Regions from separate parts of the Homo sapiens genome. Here region 2 is linked to region 1. The links are chromatin contacts, found by Hi-C in ENCODE. All regions are on one chromosome and are shown on one strand. Each heading gives the region's core, a stretch centred on a gene start or an enhancer-like site at or near the end of the contact. The rest is flanking DNA. Distances are from core to core; before and after follow the strand shown.

Region 1 (5,293 bases), core at 2,333-4,832:
GCCAAAGCTACCAAAGAGAAAAAAGGACACAGGTTATGAGGTCATGCTCATAATCATGCAAGTAGAGCTTAATAACAATACTGTAGCTCATTGCTTCTAGGATACACATTTTCCACATTTTAACAACTCTGAAACCAGGATGTGTATCACCATCACAGTTGGCAAGTTTTTTTTTCTTAGTGGTACTAAAATAATGGTGTGTCTTAAAGTCAATGGCATCTTAGATTTGATAAAACATGGTAATAATCATTAGAAGCATCCAGTAGGAAATATTTAGAATAAAAACAATTATTCTTTATTTTTGTAATCACAAAACTCAAAGTCTCCAAGGGAAAATAGTTCAAAACTTTATTCTTTTTAGGTGGAGAGATAAGAAAAACAGAAACAGAAACATTTATCAGGATTTTACTTTCTGAGATTGTGTTTCTAGTGATATACAATACCTCTTAAAAAAATACATGAAAAAAATGTACCTGACACCAATTCAGCCACAAAAGGAAATTAAAAAAAAATGTTAATTGAGCAGCCAACTGATGCCACGTACCACCTGAAGCACATCTATAGTCTATAAGCCTGAAAGGTACCCGACATCACCATGTTCCAACTACTAAATGGCAGAGTCAGGACACTTACCAAGGACTACCTAACAGCAAAGCATGCTTTGTGATTTACTGTATGCTTGAGCCAAATTATTTAGCTCTTCTCAGCTTCCGTTTTCTCAGGTGCAATATAATTAACAGTGCCTATCTCAAAGAGTTGTTGTGAGAATTAAATGAGATAAGCATATAAATACTTGCCACAGCATTTGTATAGAGTCAATATAATTATTCAAATTTCCTCACAACATTTAATTATGTTGACAAATCACAACTGATTAAGCCATTCTTTTAAAAAATGATATTTGGGTTATTCCCAACTTTTTGCTCCTATAAATGATGCTACAAACAAACAGCATTTTTGCAAATATAACTTTTATTTTCTGAGGCTTTAGGATAATTTCCAAAATACCAGCTCATAAAGTATTAGTGTATTTGTGCCTCTTGCTACAAGTTACATGGAAATATTTTAGATTGAGTTGCTGAGAAGGGGGAAGAAGAAAAGAGAACCCTACACATTAAATGTCCTACAGTATGTACATTAATACATTTTTCTCTATAAGACCTCAGGCTACTCTCTCAACTTTGAACACCATCAGTTCTGGTGTCAAAGTCAAGGTGTAGGTCACCCAACATGCTGGGTTTTTAAATCTGGCTTTTCCAGATCAACCTGCCACCATTTAATGAAAAACTCCACAGGAAAGATGAAGGAATGTTCAAGGTTTTCCTCCTCATGCACCAAGCTGATCCTTTGTATTCACATATCCAAAAGGTATGCAAATTGGCTAAAATGAAAGGGCTGATTGAACTTTGGCAGTCAAAACTCATCTTTGCTGATAACATGACGTAGACTTAAAAGAAGCATATGCAATTGATATTGTATGTATATCTTCATGTTTTAACATCATCTATTATCAGAATAAAAAGCCTTTGAAAATCAAATGTGATCTTTCTCTAAAGAGAAATCTCGACAAGTTAATAGGCATTACAAACTGAATTTAAAAGCAAATAAGAGTTTTAAGTGAGGGTGGAGGGGCAGGTAAAAATGCCACTGATTAATATTTACCTTGAAAATGGCTTGCTTTTCTTGCTGTTGCCAAGAATGGTAGTTCCTGCTGGCCCTAGTTTGGCACTCTCTCGTAACCAGTTGGCAGGTGGGAGTTTCAAGTCTGTTTTCTCTTCAAGGCGTGCAAATGCTGTTCGAGGAGGGGCAGAAGAGTATTTCACCACAGCTCGGCTCTTCACTTCATTGCCTCCAAGAAATAAAGCTGATCCCTAATTAACACATTGGGTGAAACTTTAATGAAAATTACTAAGAACGAAAAATCTCACCTTTATAAAAAGAAAACAAGAACCTGTCACACCAGGCTTCACAAGGAACGTATGCCACATGTTACTAACAGCACTTAATAAATTTGAGCATAAATGGTAACATTTACTTAGTTCTTTTACACCAACTTCAAAGAAAAAAGATGAGTCAAGGAGTATGATGGTTATGGTTATCAGCTAGAAAATGGACCACCCACATCTCTTTTAAAATGTATTCATGTAAAGTGGAGAAGCAGAAACCAAGGAGACTCAATGGTATCATGTTAACTAGATGCAAACTTTAGTAAAGCCTATTTTCAGTATTAAAGATGTATTTTAATTCTTTTTTTTTTTTTTTTTGAGACGCAGTCTTGCTTTGTCGCCCAGGCTAGGGTGCAGTGGAGCAATCATGGCTCACTGCAACCTCGGCTTCTGGGGTTTACGCCATTCTCCTGCCTCAGCCTCCCTAGTAGCTGGAATTACAGGCGTGCACTACCACGTCCGGCTAATTTTTGTATTTTTAGTAGAGACAGGGTTTTGCCATGTTGGCCAGGCTGGTCTCGAACTCCCCGACCTCAGGTGATCCACCCACCTCGGCCTCCCAAAGTGCTAGGATTACAGGCGTGAGCCACCGCGCCCGGCCAAAGATGTATTTTAATTTTAATAACACATCATTCATAAAATAGTCTGGTAGAACATTTGGGCTTTTTGTTTTAATGCAAATATTTAGTAATCGATGCATCGGTTCATGCATGCATGCATGGTTCAAATACTCTTGAGTCTCTAACTTCATAGAAAGGCATTGGGGGTTCGTTCCTCACAGCCTGCACTTGCACACTCCCAAAGCAAGTTCGGCGTCTGGGTTCAATATTCTAACCTTTCACGCAGTACCTCTTCTGCATGGCAAACATTTTACACCCTTTGTGAATTAGTTCGGTCTCATTCTCGGCGAGTCACTACCTGGCACCGTTTCTTCCCTCCTGCTTTGCACGACTGTGCCACGTTTTGGAACGACATATTTACATGTACCCTCCTTGAGAGGAAAGATCGTATCTAATTCACCTGTCGGCTACCAGAACTGCTTTTAATACGAATACCTGCCGACTGGAGCATGGACTTCAACTCCCTGTTTTGGGGGTGTCAGGGAAACATGGAGAAGCCTCCAGAATCTGCCGGGAACCGTGGCATCCCTCCCCGGTGGAGCGGGTCCTCCGCTCCCACATCCCTGGCAGGTCCCCCTCCGCGGAGGACTCACCTGTGCAGAAGATTCCTCGGATTCTCCCTGGGACAGGAGGCTGAGCCCTCCTCGAGCGGCGGCCCCGGCCGGCGGACCCTCGGCTCCGGCCTCCTTGGCATCCCCCATCACTTCGATCCAGGGCAGGCGATACGACGGGGGAGCGGAGGAGCAGCAGCAGCAACGCAGGCCCAAAGCAGGGTAAGCGCCAGAGACGCTCCGCGGACCGCACTTCCGGTCTCTGCCAGGAAGAAGTAGCTGTGACTCGCCATTAAATCTCGCGATCTTTGTCCCGAAGGCCCGGCCCCGCCTCCCGCTGCGGGTGCCACCTTCGCGGCCAGGGCGGGAATTGTAGTGCGCCTGCGCTTGTCCGAACCTCTTCGGGAGACTACTTCTCGCGGTATCTGACTCCTAGGCTCCGCCCTCTGCACGCCGCTCACGGTATCTGACGCTCAGGCTCCGCCCCCTGCATGTCTTTGTTGGCAAACAGTTCTGGGGGTCGTCCGATCCTGCAGGTAGTGTCCGCGTGGGAGGGGAGGTGCAGCCGTCAGCGCTGCCGGCGGCTCCCGTTACGTGAATTAGTGAGAGGTTCAAACTTCTTCCCCAGGCTTCAGTGTCACATCTTTTCACACGGGCACCCCGAGGGCCCGGACTGGAAAGGCGAGCCAGCCATCTCGAGACTGGGCGCTCCTGCCCGCCTTTTAGTGCCCATGTGGCCCCATCCTGGGTGTGGGAGCGGCGGGGCTTCCGGGGAGGGCGCTGGGACGCGCGGACGAGGCCCTCCCCGTTTAGGGAATGGGTGGCTTTCGGAGTCTTCTGGGGGCCCGGCATGCCCGCTGCTTGCGGGGCGTCCCAGGTGGTGCAGGACCCGTGAGACGCTGAACCTGGGGCCTCGTAACGCCTAGGTTTCCATTCGGGCGCTCTGGATGGGTCCGAGACTCGGCATTTCTCACAGGTTCCCAGGAAACGATGCCAGCGCTTTGAGTAGCGAAGAGGTGGAGAAATAGCCCGGGCCGTTTGCAAGCTTTGAAGGTCCAGGCTCTCTTTCACACTCCTCAGTGTCATCTCAAACTGTCAAACGCAGCCACATCCGTTATACAATACATGTTTTGTAGTAAAAGTGTTTTGTTGTGCCGTAAGATACAGAAAGTGTTTTTAAAAATTAACTTGGCTCTTGCAATTTGGCTGTCTCAATTTGTAATTCACGTTTGGCTCTTACAACTCACTGTCCTGTCCGTTTTCAGGAATGCTCCTGATGAGTAAGCATTCAACTCACAAATTGCTTTCAAATGTAACAAAACAATTTTATGAATTAAATTTAACAGGCCGGGCGCGGTGGCTCACGCCTTTAATCCCTGCACTTTGGGAGGCCGAGGTGGGCAGATTGCCTGAGGTCAGGAGATCGAGACCAGCCTGACGAACAGGGTGAAACCCCATCTCTACTAAAAATACAAAAATTAGCCAGATGTGGTGGTGGGCGCCTGTAATCCCAGCTACTAGGGAGGCTGAGGCAGGAGAATCGCTTGAACCTGGGAGGCAGAGGTTGCAGTGAGCAGAGATGGCAACACTGCGCTCCAGCCTGGGCGATAGTGAGACTCTGTCTTAAAAAAATAATAATAGTGAATTAAATTTAACAGTTAATTTGATATAATAGTGTATTTTGTAGACATTTACTTCAACATGTATTGATTTTGATTTTTATCATTTCATTTGAATATTGCAGCCAATAATTCTTTTTTGGTTTTTGCAAGTTATGCATTGTTTTTTATGGTGAAAAGTTGAACATAATATCTAACACTAGGAGGAGGATAGTCAAATTTGGTTTTGGTAGAAAATAAACCCTGTGCAACCATAAACTTGTTTTTCAGGAATATTTAAGAACATTTAAATTGCATATCATATAATGTTAAGTGATAAGTGAAATTTTAAAAAGCCAATATGCAGCCTAGCGCGGTGGCTCACGCCTGTAATCCCAGCACTTTGGGAGGCAGATGCGGGTGGATCACGAGGTCAGGAGATCGAGACCATCCTGGCTAACACGGTGAAACCCCGTCTCTACTAAAAATACAAAAACAAAATTAGCCAGGTTTGGTGGCAGGCACCTGTAGTCCCAGCTACTCAGGAGCCTGAGGCGGGAGAATGGTGTGAACCCAGG
Region 2 (4,540 bases), core at 1,722-4,221, 2.3 Mb after region 1:
GTTTTACAGGAGGCAGCTGCATGTGCCAAGGTCCTGAGGCAGGAGGGAGCACACCTATGCGGGGAGCAGACTGTCCAAGGCCTGGAGTGGAAACTGAGGCTGGAAATGGGGCAGCAGTTGGTCCAGAGCCCCTGCCTACCTCAGCGACTGTGCCCACAGTGCTCTCTCCACCCTGCACACCTGGTGCCTGCAAATCCATGTACCTCCCTTTCCTTCTCTTCCTGCCCAATCCCACACCCCTCCCTCCAAGAAACCTCCCTCATTCCCATACTTGTAAATGTCCACTCCCTGCTCTGAGCCCTCTCCTGATATGGAGACACCAAGAAGTCCACAAACCCAAGCTGGGCCTCCCTACTCACCTGACTGTGCCAGGGAGATGCCCAGACAAAGGGGCCCAGTCCCTGCCCCAGAGGGGGCACCAACAAACCATGACTGAGAGCAGGTGATCAGTACTGGCTTGAAGGTGTGCAGAGGTGCCTTCCCCTCCCCAGTGGAGGCACCAAATACTCCCTGAGCCCCTACTCCACCCTGGGCATGGCTCTAAGTCCTAGGGATGCAGCCGTGAGCTCAACAAGCCTATTCCTGCCTTCATGGGGCTTGTACTCAAGAAGAAGGGGCAGAAATAAACAAATGTGTCTGATGCCAGGTGTTGGTAGGAGATTGAGAAACAAAGCAGGTTATCGAATAGGGAGTGCCAGGTGAGTGTGGTAGTAGAATGGGTTTTTTATTAGAGAACATGGGCTGTCTTCTGACAAAGCACCGACAAGACAAAGTCTTTCCATAGTGAGGGGCTGAGTTGTGAGAATACCTGGGGGTGGAGCAGTGCAGGCAGAGGGAAAGGCAAGTGCAAGGGCCCTGGGGCAGGCCCAAGTGCAGCACGCCTGAGGGGTGGCATGCCACCAGTGCATCTGGAATGAAGTGCAGGGGGCAGGTTAGGAGAGGAGGCTGGGGAGATGATGGAGGGTGTCTCAGGATTGTACCCCAGATTTAATTTATAGAGGCAATTGAGTGACAAGAGAGAGAACCACGAGGTGAAGGACTGGACAGGGCCAAGACACAAAGAGTGAGGCAGAAGCCTAGGCCAGCAGAGCCCTCATTGTGGTTTCCTCAGGAAAGGCCAGGCCAGGCAGAGGAAACAGCCCAGGACCAGCTAGTCTGAATCGTGTTGGGGGACCTCTGGACTCTGGGGTGGTCTCTAGATGCTCGGTATCTGGTTCAGGGGTGGTTTAGGGCAGGGGAAATATTGGTTAGTGTGTGAGTGAGATAGAGAAGGTGAGTGGAGAATGGGCCCTGGACTGGTTGGTTACATGTGAGTGGTGGTGGGCTTGCAGGCAATTTGCTTTCTGGCCAGTAAGGTCCCCAAGATGTCAAAGCATCATAAAATATAGAAAATACCAAACATGATTCATTCCTAGGGGTCCAGAGCGTGCAGGGCCTCACAGGCCACGGGGAAGAGCTGGAATCCCCTCTCAAGGATATAGAAGCCTGTAGATGGGGAGATCTATCTGGGAGTGGCTGAGAAGCTACGGAGGGAGGCTGCCTGTGAGCTGAGTCCAGAGACAAGGGCAGGGACGGGAGGCGCAGGAAGAGGGGGGTAGTGGGAACAAGGACTGTAGGGCGTGACTGTGCATCAGGAAGGGCGAAGGGTCTCGGGGTGTGTGGTCGGGTCAGCAGTGGGAAGTGGAGGCAGGAGCTGGGTTGCAGAGGGCTTGCCTGGAGGGTCGTGGTTGAGATTGAAACCATAGCTCTGAGGCCCAAGAATCAGCTGTCAGAAGTCCCCAGGTTGGAGAGTGGCTGATCAGATCTTTCCACTGCAGGTTATGATTCTTTCTTTTACGTTCTATGGTTGAGCTATACCTTCTCCCTCCGGGACCCTGAGAATTCCTGAGGCCAGAGCCAGTTCTTGTCTCAACTGTGAATCCCCCTTAAACCAGGCCCCATGGCTGTGTGCTTTACACGCGTTAGGTCACATTGTGTCACTTCAGCCCCTGCCAGTGCTCTGGGATAGGCACAGTCTCTGCCTTTATTGAAGGTAACTAAAGCTCAGAAAGTAAATCATGTGCCTAAGGCCACAGAGCTAATATAACACGGAGTCAAGACTCAGACGCACCCAGTGGTGTCCCCGTGAATGTTTAGCCAGTTCTCTGGGAAAAGAGAACTGATTGTTAGTGTTTGCCAATTTCTGTGGTGTAAATACTCCCACCATGGCTGATTCCAAGCTGCCAGCATGAGCTCATGGAAGGCAGAGTTGGGGAGCAACCATTATACAGTATTTCCACCAGAAGGATATTACAGACATAAATAACCTCAAAAGCATAGATCAAGAGTTGGCAAACTTGACCTGGGCTATGGGCCAAATCTAGTGCTACATGTTTATAAATAGTTTTACAGGAGTACAGCCATGCCCATTCTTTGATGCATTGTCTGTGGCTCCTTTTACCTTAAAACAGCAGACCTGAATAGTGTGTCAGAGACAAGAAAGCCTAAAATACTTACTATCTGCACTTTCATAGAAAAACTTTGGAAACCTCTGATACAGATGGTAATACAATGTTATAAAATAATTAGAAAATGATGAGTTTTGAGTATTTATTTTCTGTTTTTGATATAATTTATTTAATTGCAATTTTCTACAATTTCATTTTTAATATATGTTTAAAAACCAGCTGCAAAACACTTACAAATTTAGCAATCCGCTTTTGCAAGCTGGAAATATCCCACTCCGGCACACCACTGAATTACGTCTGCCTCCAAATCATGTGCTCTTTTCTTGACACATTTTCTGAATGAATGAAAGCATGCATGCATGAACAGACAAGTGGTCAGACCGAAAGAGAAGGGCCCTTGGCCTGCATGTTGGGAAATGTTGCAGACTTCAGCAAGAGCACAGATGCCTTCACCAAAGGCCTGATGACTGTAAGAATGAAACTCAGCTGACCTATTTAAAGCAGTTAGAGGAAGAATGGAGACTTAGCAGGTGAGAGAGGGAAACTAGAGAAGGGGCCTTCATAGGGCAATCAGGCCTAATTTTCCACGAGCAGAACCAGGATCAACAGGGCACCACAAAAGGTCTGTGTCCACCTCAGTGCAAGGCCTGTAGGCCCCATTGTCAATAGAAATGAAAGTCTAATTAATAGACACTGTTTTGCCCCATGCTGAATGCACTAAAATCTAACTTGGTTCTTTAAGAAGTGGAGGAGCAGAAGTGGCTTGTGTGAGGACCTTAAATTTTTCTTTAGTAGAAACCTTTATGCCTAACAGGAAATCATTTGAAGTGAAAATCACATAAGCAGAATTATCAGGTCTAAGAGCATGTGACTTGACCCTGTCTTTGGCAAGGGCTGTCTTGGGAATAAAGATGCCTACACTTGAGGTGCTATGCACAAACACAAACACACACATGCACACATTCACACAAATACACACACACACACACACACACACACACACACACACACACACACGCCACGTTAATACTGGGCCTGCCTATTCCCCCCAGTCATGATAGTTCCTGTTGCTTCTCACCCTATTCTATCCCCCTAAAAATACCCCGACACAGTGAAAGACACAGGCCAGAAGTTGAACACACGCTACAGAACCCTGAAAGGGAGATGGGGGCCTTAGAGAAGGCAGAGGACATTTGCAGAATCCTGAGCATGCTGGGAAAGGATGGTCGCACAGCTATTCCCCAAGATTATTCGGTGTGGCTTTTCGGGTACTGGCCCAGCCAAGAGGTTCAACTGAAAGAGAAAGAGAATTTCCAGTTTTGGGTTGTGTGTTTTTTTTGTTTTGTTTTTGTTTTTGTTTTTTTGCCAGGACACTTTCCCCTTGTCCTTGCTTTGCCCTTTCCTGTTGTGGAGGGGGCCACTCTCTGGCTTCAAGATGTGCCTCCTCTCTGTGGACCTGCACTGCACCTTGGATGGGACACCCAAAGCTGCTTGTCCCCAGGCAATTTTGCCTTCAGATGTCCTCAGCCATGACAGCCTGGTGCCCAAGCCCACTCAGGTGCCACCCTGCCATCTCACCAGCTTATCCTGGGGCACTCCCTACAGGGAAAACACACAGACAAAGGGCACCTTAGCTCCCTGGCCCTGGACTGCAGGGGCTGTCATTGGAGCCCTGCACATACGTGAGCCATGGATGCATCTTCACAAAACCACAGTCAGAAGGAGAAGGGGACTAGCCCAAGGTCACTCCATTGAGTTGAAGTAAAACCAGGCCAGGACTCCAGGTCTCCTGTCTGCCAGGCCTCCCAGAAACCAAACAGAACCCAGCTGCCAGGAGGAAATTGTCCTCTCCCTTCCTACTTTCATATTTTTCACTAATGATGGACGTCATCAACACAAACTTTCAAAACAATACAAAGGGCACAGTTATTGTTTCTTATGGAAGGGGTGAGAAGGAAAGAGAAACTTTATACATAATAATTTTTGCTATCAAATGAGAGATGCCGGTGACAAGCAGAGGCCAGAGTGTGGCACATTTAATTTAAGCCGTGGCAGCGAGGGGCAGCCTCCATTACAGCCATAATAAATTACAT

The links. Hi-C counts contacts between places; a loop is a spot of excess contacts on that map. Pooled maps may share reads with other maps.
Region 2: a pooled map shows a loop between it and region 1 (23-fold over the local background). The contact joins the enhancer-like site here to the promoter of EDRF1-DT in region 1. A Hi-C loop is called at or near these places in 2 of 37 single-sample maps with no recorded cell type and 4 of 50 pooled maps.

What each region holds. Positions count from the first base shown.
Region 1 is chr10:125,717,782-125,723,074 of GRCh38, reverse strand. EDRF1-DT (EDRF1 divergent transcript) reads left to right here and starts at 3,582. Exons shown (of 5, transcript NR_033847.1): 1 at 3,582-3,653. EDRF1 (erythroid differentiation regulatory factor 1) reads right to left here and starts at 3,366. Exons shown (of 25, transcript NM_001202438.2): 1 at 3,160-3,366; 2 at 1,663-1,871; 3 at 1-7. The coding sequence starts at 3,267. RefSeq lists enhancers at 2,483-3,465, 3,581-3,660, 4,141-4,250.
Region 2 is chr10:123,396,747-123,401,286 of GRCh38, reverse strand. All of the region lies in intron 6 of LINC02641 (long intergenic non-protein coding RNA 2641), which reads right to left. Among named protein-coding and RNA genes, the nearest start is that of LINC02641, 51 kb to the right of the region's middle. RefSeq lists an enhancer at 2,893-3,202. Within about 2 kb of position 2,971, at least 2 of the 41 ENCODE cell types and tissues checked have a DNase peak (open chromatin) inside an H3K27ac peak, as active enhancers do.